Linked DNA regions of Mus musculus: region 2 is linked to region 1. The links are chromatin loops, found by intact Hi-C in ENCODE. Cell type or tissue: left cerebral cortex. All regions are shown on one strand.

What was found. Hi-C counts contacts between places; a loop is a spot of excess contacts. Peaks named below come from ENCODE experiments on the same cell type or tissue, not always from the same donor. Only the 100,000 strongest peaks of a DNase experiment are listed, where the experiment ranks them.
Region 2: it touches region 1 in a loop (2.1-fold over the local background); 3 of 42 quality-filtered maps call a loop at or near these places.

Annotation. Positions count from the first base shown.
Region 1 is chr11:3,911,944-3,916,943 of GRCm38, forward strand. It overlaps Slc35e4 (solute carrier family 35, member E4), which reads right to left and starts at 2,721. Exons shown (of 2, transcript NM_153142.3): 1 at 626-2,721. The coding sequence starts at 1,244. In left cerebral cortex, CTCF peaks have their summits at 974, 1,210, 2,036 and 2,807 (motif pointing left); DNase peaks (open chromatin) are centred at 364, 755, 797, 1,112 and 3 more places; H3K4me3 peaks cover 2,969 bases; H3K27ac peaks cover 2,925 bases.
Region 2 is chr11:3,695,393-3,700,392 of GRCm38, forward strand. It overlaps the pseudogene Gm16518. Among named protein-coding and RNA genes, the nearest start is that of Gm51881, 44 kb to the right of the region's middle. In left cerebral cortex, CTCF peaks have their summits at 1,008 (motif pointing left), 2,234 (motif pointing right) and 4,378 (motif pointing right); a DNase peak (open chromatin) is centred at 2,300.

The DNA of each region.
Region 1 (5,000 bases):
TCATAAGTTTAAGGCCGACCTGAGCTTCTCAGCAGGACAGCCTAACCTCCTCTGCCCCAGTAAAATGCTCTCTTATTCATTCCATCGCCTGTGACATGAAGACAAAGATGGACATTGTCATGACAACCTATGATCAGCACCCAGAACCAAGTTCAGCACACTGTAGCTCCTGGTAAAAGCTCTGAGAAACCCCTGTGTTCCCAACCAGCTTAAGGCCTTTCTGCGTTCCCTTCTCTTCCCTAGTTTATACTCCCTGGCCTTCTGAGTTCCTAATCCTAGGACACACAGCTTAGACAGCCTGGAGTCTGAATGCCACTCTCAAATCTTGCCTCTGTTGCTTACTGGCACAAGGCCCAGGCTCTGCACGGCTGTCAAGTGGGGATAATAAAGTGTGCTTGCTTCAACGAGAGGCAGTAGGATGCGGTGGAACAAAAGGATTCTCGAGTTATAGAAACATTTCACCAACAACTGTTATTAACTATGCCTCTAAGGCTTAAGTTTGAGGCCGGAACTCACTGAATACTCTCTGAGCCTTGCCTGTAAAGAGGATCACTGCCCCCTCCCCTTTCCCAGGAACATCACGGCCACACCCCCCACCTCCTCAGGTGGAGACCCAGGCACTCACTTTGTTGAACAGACTTGAAGCCTCGCAGACAGGTGGCCACCAGCAAGAAGCCGCAACCAGCTGGAGGTGCCCGGAGCTCTCCAGCCAGACTACATGCAGCCCCTAGGCAGAGCGGGCCCATGGCAGCAAACTGCAGAGGATGGTGTCTTCGGCCAAGCAGCAACGCAGACAAGGCCATTGTGAACAGTGGTGTGGTGGTGGTGGCCAGCTGTGCTAGGTCCAAGGGGACAGTGCTCAGGCCCACGTTGCCGCACGCCATGGAGGTACCGAAGGTGAGGCTGAGCAGCAGCACTCGACGGTGGATGCTGTGCGGCACGGGGCGCTGGGCCCCCCAGTGGCATGCCAGGGCGGCTGCCAGCATGTGCAGTGCTGAAAGCAGCAGGGGCCGTCCGAAGCCATGCACTGTGAAGATCCACTTGTTGAGGCTTGACATGCTGGCTCCCGCCAACAGCCACACCAGTGCTGCCACAACCACTCTCGCCGGAGCAGGCTGCCCAAGGACCTGGGGTTTGTCCGGAGGCCACTTGGGGCGGCCATGCTCCTGGGCACTTCCAGCCACAGCAACTGCTTCGGCTGAGGTCATCATGCCTTCATGGTGCTCCAGTGGGCAGCGGCACATCCGCACCAGTGGGGCTGGGGCAGGAGGCAGGCTTTCCAGGGAGTCGCTGAGCCTGGTCCTGATTCCTCGGACAGGAGAGGGCAACACTTCAGGTGCTAGACTCTGAGCCAGCCGATAATTCTGGTCAGGGAAGAAGGTCGTGGCTGCTAAGATGCCGGACTGGCTGGTGTCCACCCAGGCCTCGTAAGCCCTGGGCACCTCCCGCACCAGGGGAGGCCTTCTCTCTTCTCCGCGCCCTAAGCTCACGCGATGCTTTCACACCGAATCCGTTTGTCTTTTTCCATCTTTGGTCCCCAGACTGTCAGGATGAGGTCACTGACTGACCCCGACCGCCTGCGTGTTTGGTGCTCAGGCCCGGACCAGGTCTGGCAGGGTCGATAATATTCCGAGCGTGGGAACGGAGGTTGCAGCCGTCGCTCCCCTCCCCCAGCCCCCTTTAGCCTTTTACTGGACCGGGAATAGACGCCGATAGGCCGGCGGACGCGGAATCGCGAGCTCGGACTGGCTGCAGCCTCTCAGGATGCTCTGGCTGTTCTGGCTGCCGCTCGGCTCCCGCGGTGGATCTGGCAGCTTCGGGCGCCGGGCTCTAGTCCCTCCCGAGTCCCGCGCGGCTCAGCGCTTCCCGGCCCTGCCCTCTCCGCCGCTACCGAAGCTGCGCTCCACCCGGAAAGTTGGGCTCAGCCCGGGCCCCGCCCACGAGTACCAGCCCCGGAGCCCGGCGGACGTCTAGCCCCTCCCACAGCCTTTGCGCCTCCCGACTTGGCTTGCGCAGCTGCGGCCGCGAATCCCTTAGTGGAGAGTGTGGGTTGTACCAGCCACCAACCGGAATCCGGATTGTCTCCAGCGCCAAGTAGAGCCTTCCTTAAAAAGACCAGTATCCAGTGCTGGAAACCCTGGGCACTCTGCAGAGCCGTCCCCAAGCTGTCTGCCATCGTCGAGAAGCAGGGCGTTGAAGTGAGACATACCACATCACCTGATCCCAGACCACAAAGGTCTCCTTGAGATCTTGGAATTCAACGGAGCTAGACCACGTGGTCCCTTAAGGCTGCCTCATCTTGTTCCCCCTCCATTCCACTCCAGATCTTTTCTCCCCCTCTCAAACCAGGGCGGCGCCCCCTCTGGGGCAGCAGAAGGGGAAATGAATCACCAAAGCTAACCACAGCTCCGGGAAGCAGGGTACAGCGGGCCGGCATCCATCCCGAGCTAGCCGACTTTATGTGCTGCTCCCTAGGCATTCCGAGGTGACTCACAGCTGGGTTTCATGAGGCCCACGGAGCAGAATCCTGGATGGTTCCCGGGTTTCCCACCTGAATTCAGGTTAGGGTAAGCAGCTGAAACCCAGGGACCTGTTCCCAGCCCAACGCGTGAGCAAGAATCAAGGTCCATCCTGGACTCTTTCCGGTAATTGGATTTCTGGGGAAGCTCCCGCTCACCTGCACAGGCCTCACCCGGCTCTGTTGTCAAACAAGTCCTGGATGACAACCTGCCTAGAGAAACAAGATCGCAAAGCGCAACTGTGTAGCCCGGCCCGCAGCGCCCTCTGGTGGTCGTGACTCCGCACTGTTGCAAGCGTTCCTAATCCCTTCCCAAAGAAATTCAGGTGAAAATAAGCCAGTCCCACCTGAGACCTAAATCAGATCTCTGTCCCAGATGAACCAGGAATCTACACTGTCACACTTGCCTCCGATGAGTCTGATACCCGCGGGAACCCGTAGATCTCTGCTGAGTAACCCAAGTTGAAGGGCAGAGAGTGTAGGTAGGAGACTTCCAGGGAAAGGATCAAAATCTGGGGCATTTAGATAGTTTTTCCAAGAAGAGTTATGGGAGGGAAACTGAATGAGCCTCTCCCCTCCCCCCTCCAACACACACACACACACACACACACACACACACACACACATTTTTTAAGAAGAGGAATCTGGGCTTTCAGTGAACTATATTCCTCTGGGATTTTTAATCCATTATCCACTAAGCTTCTTTGAATTAAAAAGCATTTCTTCCTATTTAAATTTTTTGTTTATTATTAGTGGTGTGAATGTCTGTATGGGAATGCTGAGATTACAAGCAGGTGCCTCTGCCCACTTCTGTGCCCATTTTAAAAAGATTTATGTGCATTGGTGTTTAGCCTGTCTGTCTATCTGTAACTATGCATGGATGTCTGTGAGGGCATCAGATCCCCTGAAACTGGAGTTACAGACAGTTGTGAGCTGCCATGTGAGTGCTGGGAATTAACCTGGATTTTGTGGAAGAGCAGCCAGTTCTCCTACTGCTGAGCCATCTCTCCAGCTCCTTGAACAATTTTTTTGTTAGATATTTTATATGGATGAGTGATTTGCCTGCATGTGAGTGTGCGCACCATGTGCATGGCCGGTGCCTGCAGAGCCAAAAGGGCATCAGATCTCCTGCATCTGAAGTTACTAGTGGCTGTGAACTACTATGTGGGTGCTAAAGACCAAATTTAGGTCCTCTGCAAGGGCAGTAAGTGCTTTAAAAAAAAAAAAAAGACTTATTTTATGTATATGCATACACCACTGTAGCTATCTTCAGAAACATCAGAAGAAGACATCGGATCCCATTACAGATGGTTGTGAGCCACCATGTGGTTACTGGGAATTGAACTCAAGAGCAGTCAGTGCTCTTAACTGCTGAGCCATCTCTCCAGCCCAGTAAATGCTTTTAACCACTGAGCATCTCTCTAGCCTCAGAAACCCATTTTAACCTGTCTCAACATCAGACTGTATTTTACTGTGGATCCAGAGCCAGGAGGCCCGGATTCAAGGAGGATATCACTGGGGTAGAGGGCTCATTCACGTTCCTTAGGGTCTACTCAAGATCTCAGAGCAGCCTATGCCTCCCACAGCACCCCTCAAATTTGAGCCCTACTGTATGAGGGGCCCACCTCCCTGCGAAGCCAGGGGTGCAGGAAACACTTCTGAGGGAGGCTGGGAAGCAAAAAAAGAACCTCTCCCTAGTGACTGTGCTGCAGAGAGAGGTATGGTCTGTTTTTCTTCGGGCTTCAAGCCTGACTGGGTCATTTCTATATTTGGGCTCAAGTGTCCTGTATGTGACCTATGAGGAGACCACAGTGACAAACACACTATAGACCAGAGCACCACCCCACAGCTCTGAGTCAGAAACCAGGCTGGAGAAGAGCTGCTGACATAGGTGACACAGCCTGAAGCCCCATCTTAAGAAAGAGATAAAGATCCAGGCTGGCCTCAAATCCCTTCTGCAGAAAAGGATAGCCCTAAACTTCTCATGTTTCTGCCTCTGCTTCCCAAGCACGAGGATTACAGGTGTGTGCCACCAAGCCTAACTTTATTTTTTTTTAGGATTTATTTTATATATATGAATATACTGTCACTGTCTTCAGCCACACCAGAAGAAGGCATCGGATCCAACTACAGATGGTTGTGAGCCACCATATGTTTGCTGGGAATTGAACTCAGGTCCTCTGGAAGAGCAGTGAGTGCTCTTAACCACTGAGCCATCTCTCCAGCCCAAGCCTGACTTTATATGGTGCTAAACTCAGGGCTTTGTGCATGCTAGGCAGGTACTGTTACAATGGAACAACATCCCTAGTCCATCAAATAGTGTTTAGTTCTTGCTTTGTGCATCTGGGAACACAACCCAAGGCTTTGTGCATACCAGGCAAGTGTTCTGCTACTCAGTACAGCCTCAGTCCCCAGCAAATCTCTCTTGGTCCATCAGGATCAGCAGCCATATCTGTGTCATGTCTCCTGCCTGACATCACTT
Region 2 (5,000 bases), 220 kb before region 1:
TTCCTTCACCTCCAGAATACTGAGATTCAAGGTATGCACCACCATTGATTCTTCATTCTCCCCATGCCCCATCACAGTTTTCATTGAGAAACGTTTATACCTTTTTGGGGAGCAGCCATCTAACAGTCACTTGGTCAGTTTTTTAAAAAAGTATGTTAGAGTTCTGCTAGGGATCATGCTCTGTTTGTAGATTCCCTGGAGCTGCAATTAGAGGCAGTTGTGAGCTGCCTGACATGGGTGCTGGGAACTGAGTTCAGGTTCATGGCAAGAGGAGAATGTTCTTTTAACTGTGGCAATCTCTCCAGCTCCTCTTCCCAATTTGTTCTCCCCTCACAGTGCAAAAACGGTTATGAAAACTGTAGGCATTATACACAACTCAGAATCTCCACATGGCAGAGCAAAGAACAAAAAGATAAGCCAGCAGCTCTCATCTCTCCTTACAACTCGTGAGATATGTCTGACAAAGATGGTAACTCTTACAGTTGTATTCTCAGTTTTGTTACTGGTGATACCAGGAGCCAAATTCAGGGTCTGGCGTGCACTACAACTGAGGCACACCTTCTGCCCTGTGGCTTTTATTTAACAAGTAGGGAGAGCTGAAAAATTCTATTTTAAGATTATTATGAGTGACAGTTAGCAATGACATGAAGTGATCTGAACAAGACTCTTATAAGCTGAAGCACTTTCCACCTTGATAAAATATTGATCCATAACTAAATCAATAAGACTTAAATAAGTTGATTTAGATTTTCCGACTAGTGAACAAAGAGGTGGCCTCTCCAGTCTCTTTTTTCTATCTTTACCTCACTTTCTCTTGCTAAGCTTCTGCTATGGCTTGCTGCCATGAGGGAAATGCTCTTGTTCAGAAAAGGGTGAAGGTCATCTTTGTTAGAACTAGCAAGACTGGGCTGGAGAGATGGCGCCGTGGTTAAGAGCACTGACTTTTCTTCCAGAGGTCCTGAGTTCAATTCGCAGCAACCACATGGTGGCTCACATCCATTTATAATGAATGGGATCTGATGCCCTCTTCTGGTGTGTCTGAAGACGACAGCTATAGTGAGCTCATATACAGAAAAAACAAAGGAGAGAGGTTTCTTCTTGTTACAGGAGCAATGAAGAGTCATTAATAAAAAACCAATCTATTAAAAAAAAAAAAAAGAACTAGCAGGACCTTGATGTGAAGAATCCCAAGGACAAGCTGAGATTGTGTCCTTGGTTGTGGTGCTCCAGCAGGAGGATCTCTGTGAGTTCAAGGCCAGCTTGGTCTACAAATTGAGCTCCAGGGCAGCTGGGGCTACACAGAGAAACCATGTCTCAAAAGACCAAAAAAAAAAAAAGAATCCAAAGAAGGAAAGTTCATTTAAAAAGCAAAGTTGATGGGCTGGTGAGATGGCTCAGTGGTAAGAGCACTGACTGCTCTTCCAAAGGTCCTGAGTTCAAATCCCAGCAGCCACATGGTGGCTCATAACCACCCGTAATGAGATCTGACGCCCTCTTCTGGTGCATCTGAAGTCAGCTACAGTGTACTTACGTATAATAATAAATAAATCTTTGGGACTGAGCAAGCAGAGTTGACCAGAGTGAGTGAGGTTGATTGGAGCGAGCAGAGGTCCTAAAAAATTCAATTCCCAACAACCACATGAAGGCTCACAACCATCTGTACAGCTACAGTGTACTCACATACATTAACTAAATAAATCTTTAAAAAAAAAGAAAAACGGAGTTGAAGAGAAGATTAGGTGAAAACCACTTCAGTTATGATCTTTAAGGTGATAATGTATTCTGGGAGCCATAGCACATGAAGAACAGGCACTCCACAAATCATGACAAAGTTATGGTAGGAAAAAGCTTTTGACTAAAGTAGAGGAAGAGTATCAGAACATTTACAGTAATAAAACTAGTTAGTTGGGACTAAATGAATCCACAGTGAATGAATAAAAGCCCCAGTAAGGGCTTTTACCATAACCAGGCTGCTTTGAGCTTCCAGACCCTTTCTGTTCCTCCCCTTTGGTTCTTGCTCACATTTCCTCCCTGGTCTAGAGATGAGGGTTTGTAAGTTTTCCAGTGGAATCTAATTCTGCGTACCCATTCCGTCAGAGAGTTGTTCTCTTTAGATCACCACCAAGGGTGATATAAGTGAATTGTGTTGTTTCTTTGGATTCTTTTTTCCTGTTGTTTAAAAAAAAAAAAAAAAAGATGTATTTACTCTATGTAGAGAACTCTGTCTGCATGTACTCCTGTGTTCCAGAAGAGGGCATCAGATCACTTTAGAGAAGCTGTGAGCCACTATGTGGTTGCTGAAATTGAACTCAGGACATCTACAAGAGCAGCCAGTGCCTTTAACCCTTGAGCCACCTTCCAGCTACCAGGGCTCCATTGTTCTTTAAAGGAGTCTTAGGAAACTTAAGTTAGTGGCTGCAGTCCTTTTATTGTTTCCGTGTCTGGGAAACCCACCCATGCAGCGTGATCTTGTCTCTAAAGGCCTCTTTGGACGTTTAGTGTCATGTATTTCATTTTCCGGAGGAAGCTGCAATTCTGTCTTCTTGGCTCTGGTCTGGCAGAAAAGAAACCTTTGTAGTTCTGAGGTGTTGATTTGCCTGCTTTTCTTGATTCTGAAATGTTGTAGGATCACTTTTTATCTCTGAATGATCCTGGAAGTTAGGAATTCTGTGGACTGTCTTGGGCTTTCTCCTCGGTTTGGTGACATCACCAGCTGGTTCCCTCTCAGCTGGCTCCTCACTGTTAATTTGTATTTCAGGCTTATCACAGGCGAATGGCTTGCATTTTCCTTCTCTGATTCTGGATTCAGGTGGGCTTTCAAGACTCTTAACAATGCGCCTCACCCAAGCTAGCCCAGAGGCCCAGCCTTTTGGCTAAATTCTGCAGGTCATTGTTCTTGATAGAGTCCCGTTCTTCTGCAGAGGGGACAGTCATTAAGTTCTGCCATCCCAGTGACACCCAGAAAAACATCCAGCTAGCTCAAACAGCACAGTTCAAAAGTGGTGCCACCCAAGGCGTTGACTTCCATTCCAGCTGACTTCCATTCCCAGACACTTCGGAATGTTGCCTTTTCATTTTCATCAGAGGAATGTTTTTCATTCCTTCTTTATTTCTTCAATGACCAATTCACTGTTCAATAGTATGTAACTCCGCCAGTTAGTGCATAGCTTACAGTTTCTCTTGTTTTATTGCACTGTGATCAGATAGAATACAATGGGTTGTTTGTTTTGCTATATGTAAGACTTGCTTTGTATTCCAACAATATAACTGATTTTAAAGAAAGTTCCACAGGCTGCTGAGAATATGTATTTTGAAGTGTATTGATAGAATGGTTTGTGGATGTATGTTAAGTCCATTAGATCTGGGATGTCACTTGAGATGTTTCTCTGGTTTTTGCAGGGATCGCCTGTTGTGAGAGTGGGCTTTTGAAGTAACTCACTTTGTGCTGGAGTTAATCTGTGACTTTATATCTAGATATCTTTGTTTAATGAAGCCAGATGCTCCTGTGTTTGGTACCTATGTTTAGAGTTGCAATGTCCCAGGACTGGAGAGATGGCTCAGTGGTTAACACTGACTGCTCTTCCAGAGGTCCTGAGTTCAATTCCCAGCAACCACATGGTGGCTTACAACCATCTGTAGTGGGATCTGATGCCCTCTTCTGGTGTGTCTGAAGACAGCTACAGCATATTCATATAAATAAAAAATAAGTAAATTAATCACACACACACACACAAAATTGCAATGTCCCTTGAAGGATTGTTCTTTCGGTCAGTAGTCAGTAACTTGAAGTCTACTTTGTTAGGTACTAAAACATCAGAGCTTGCTTCCTTGTTTCATTTGTGTGGAATACCTTTTCCGTTCTTTCATACCAAGATAGCATCTGCCTTTTGTGGTGAGATATGTTTCTTGATGGCAACACATAGTTATATCCTGATTTTTAATCCACTAGTCTGTGTCTTTTGATTGGGGAATTAAGACCATTGAAAGATGTGTATTAAGTTCTTTTATTAATTCTGTAGTATTTGTTGTTTACCTTTTCCTTTCTTGCTTATTCAAATATTGCTAATTTTTTTTTTTTTTGTGGCCTCACATACTTGTCTTCCTCTTCAGTCTGAAGGATTTCTTCAAGTATCTTCTGTACTTACTGGCCATGAATTCCTTTATCCTGTTTTTACTGTTTTTATTTTAAACTGTAGCTGTATACTGTAACAGGGATGTGTAACAGGGATGGTTGTGAGCCTTCATGTTGGAAATAGAATTTTAGGACCTCTGCTCGCTCCAGTCAGCCCAGCTTGCTCCGGTCAACTCTGCTCTCTAAGCCCCTGCTCGCTCCAGCCCAAAGATTTATTTATTATACATAAGTACACTGTAGCTGTCTTCTGACACACCAGAAGAGGGCGTCAGATCACATTACAGGTGGTTGTGAGCCATCATGTGGCTGGGATTTGAACTCAGGACCTTCAGAAGAGCACTCAGTGCTTTTACCAGCTGAGCCAATGAAGACAGGTTTGCTGGGTATAGTAGTCTAGTTTGATGGTTGTCTTTCATTCCAAACCCTCCTGGTGGTATGTGGGAGACTTTACCTGGAGAGATGCAACACACACAAATCTATTCACTACAAAAGGGGAACTAGTGGCAGACCAGAGTATTGATTGCACCAAAGAATGACTTGGTAAACCAATGAGTTTTTCTTTGGATATAGATGAGTTATTTACAGGAGCAGAGATTACTCAGTAGCTGATACATTGCTAAAAAAGCTCACTAGTATAGGTGTGAACTCACCAACCCCAGAGCTCTCAGTATAAATTATAGGCAGCTCAACAGGTCCAAGAATCTTTCTCTAGCTTGGTTCCCCAGTCTCCTCTCTAATAGATGTTTACTCACCAAATGCTTGGTGGGGCCTTCAAGAAACCTTCTGCTTCCCTAGACAGGTGATGTGGAGTTAATCTCCCTCCTGGAGGGAATGTTTTAGTTCAGAGAAAACTGCTATACAAAGGTTT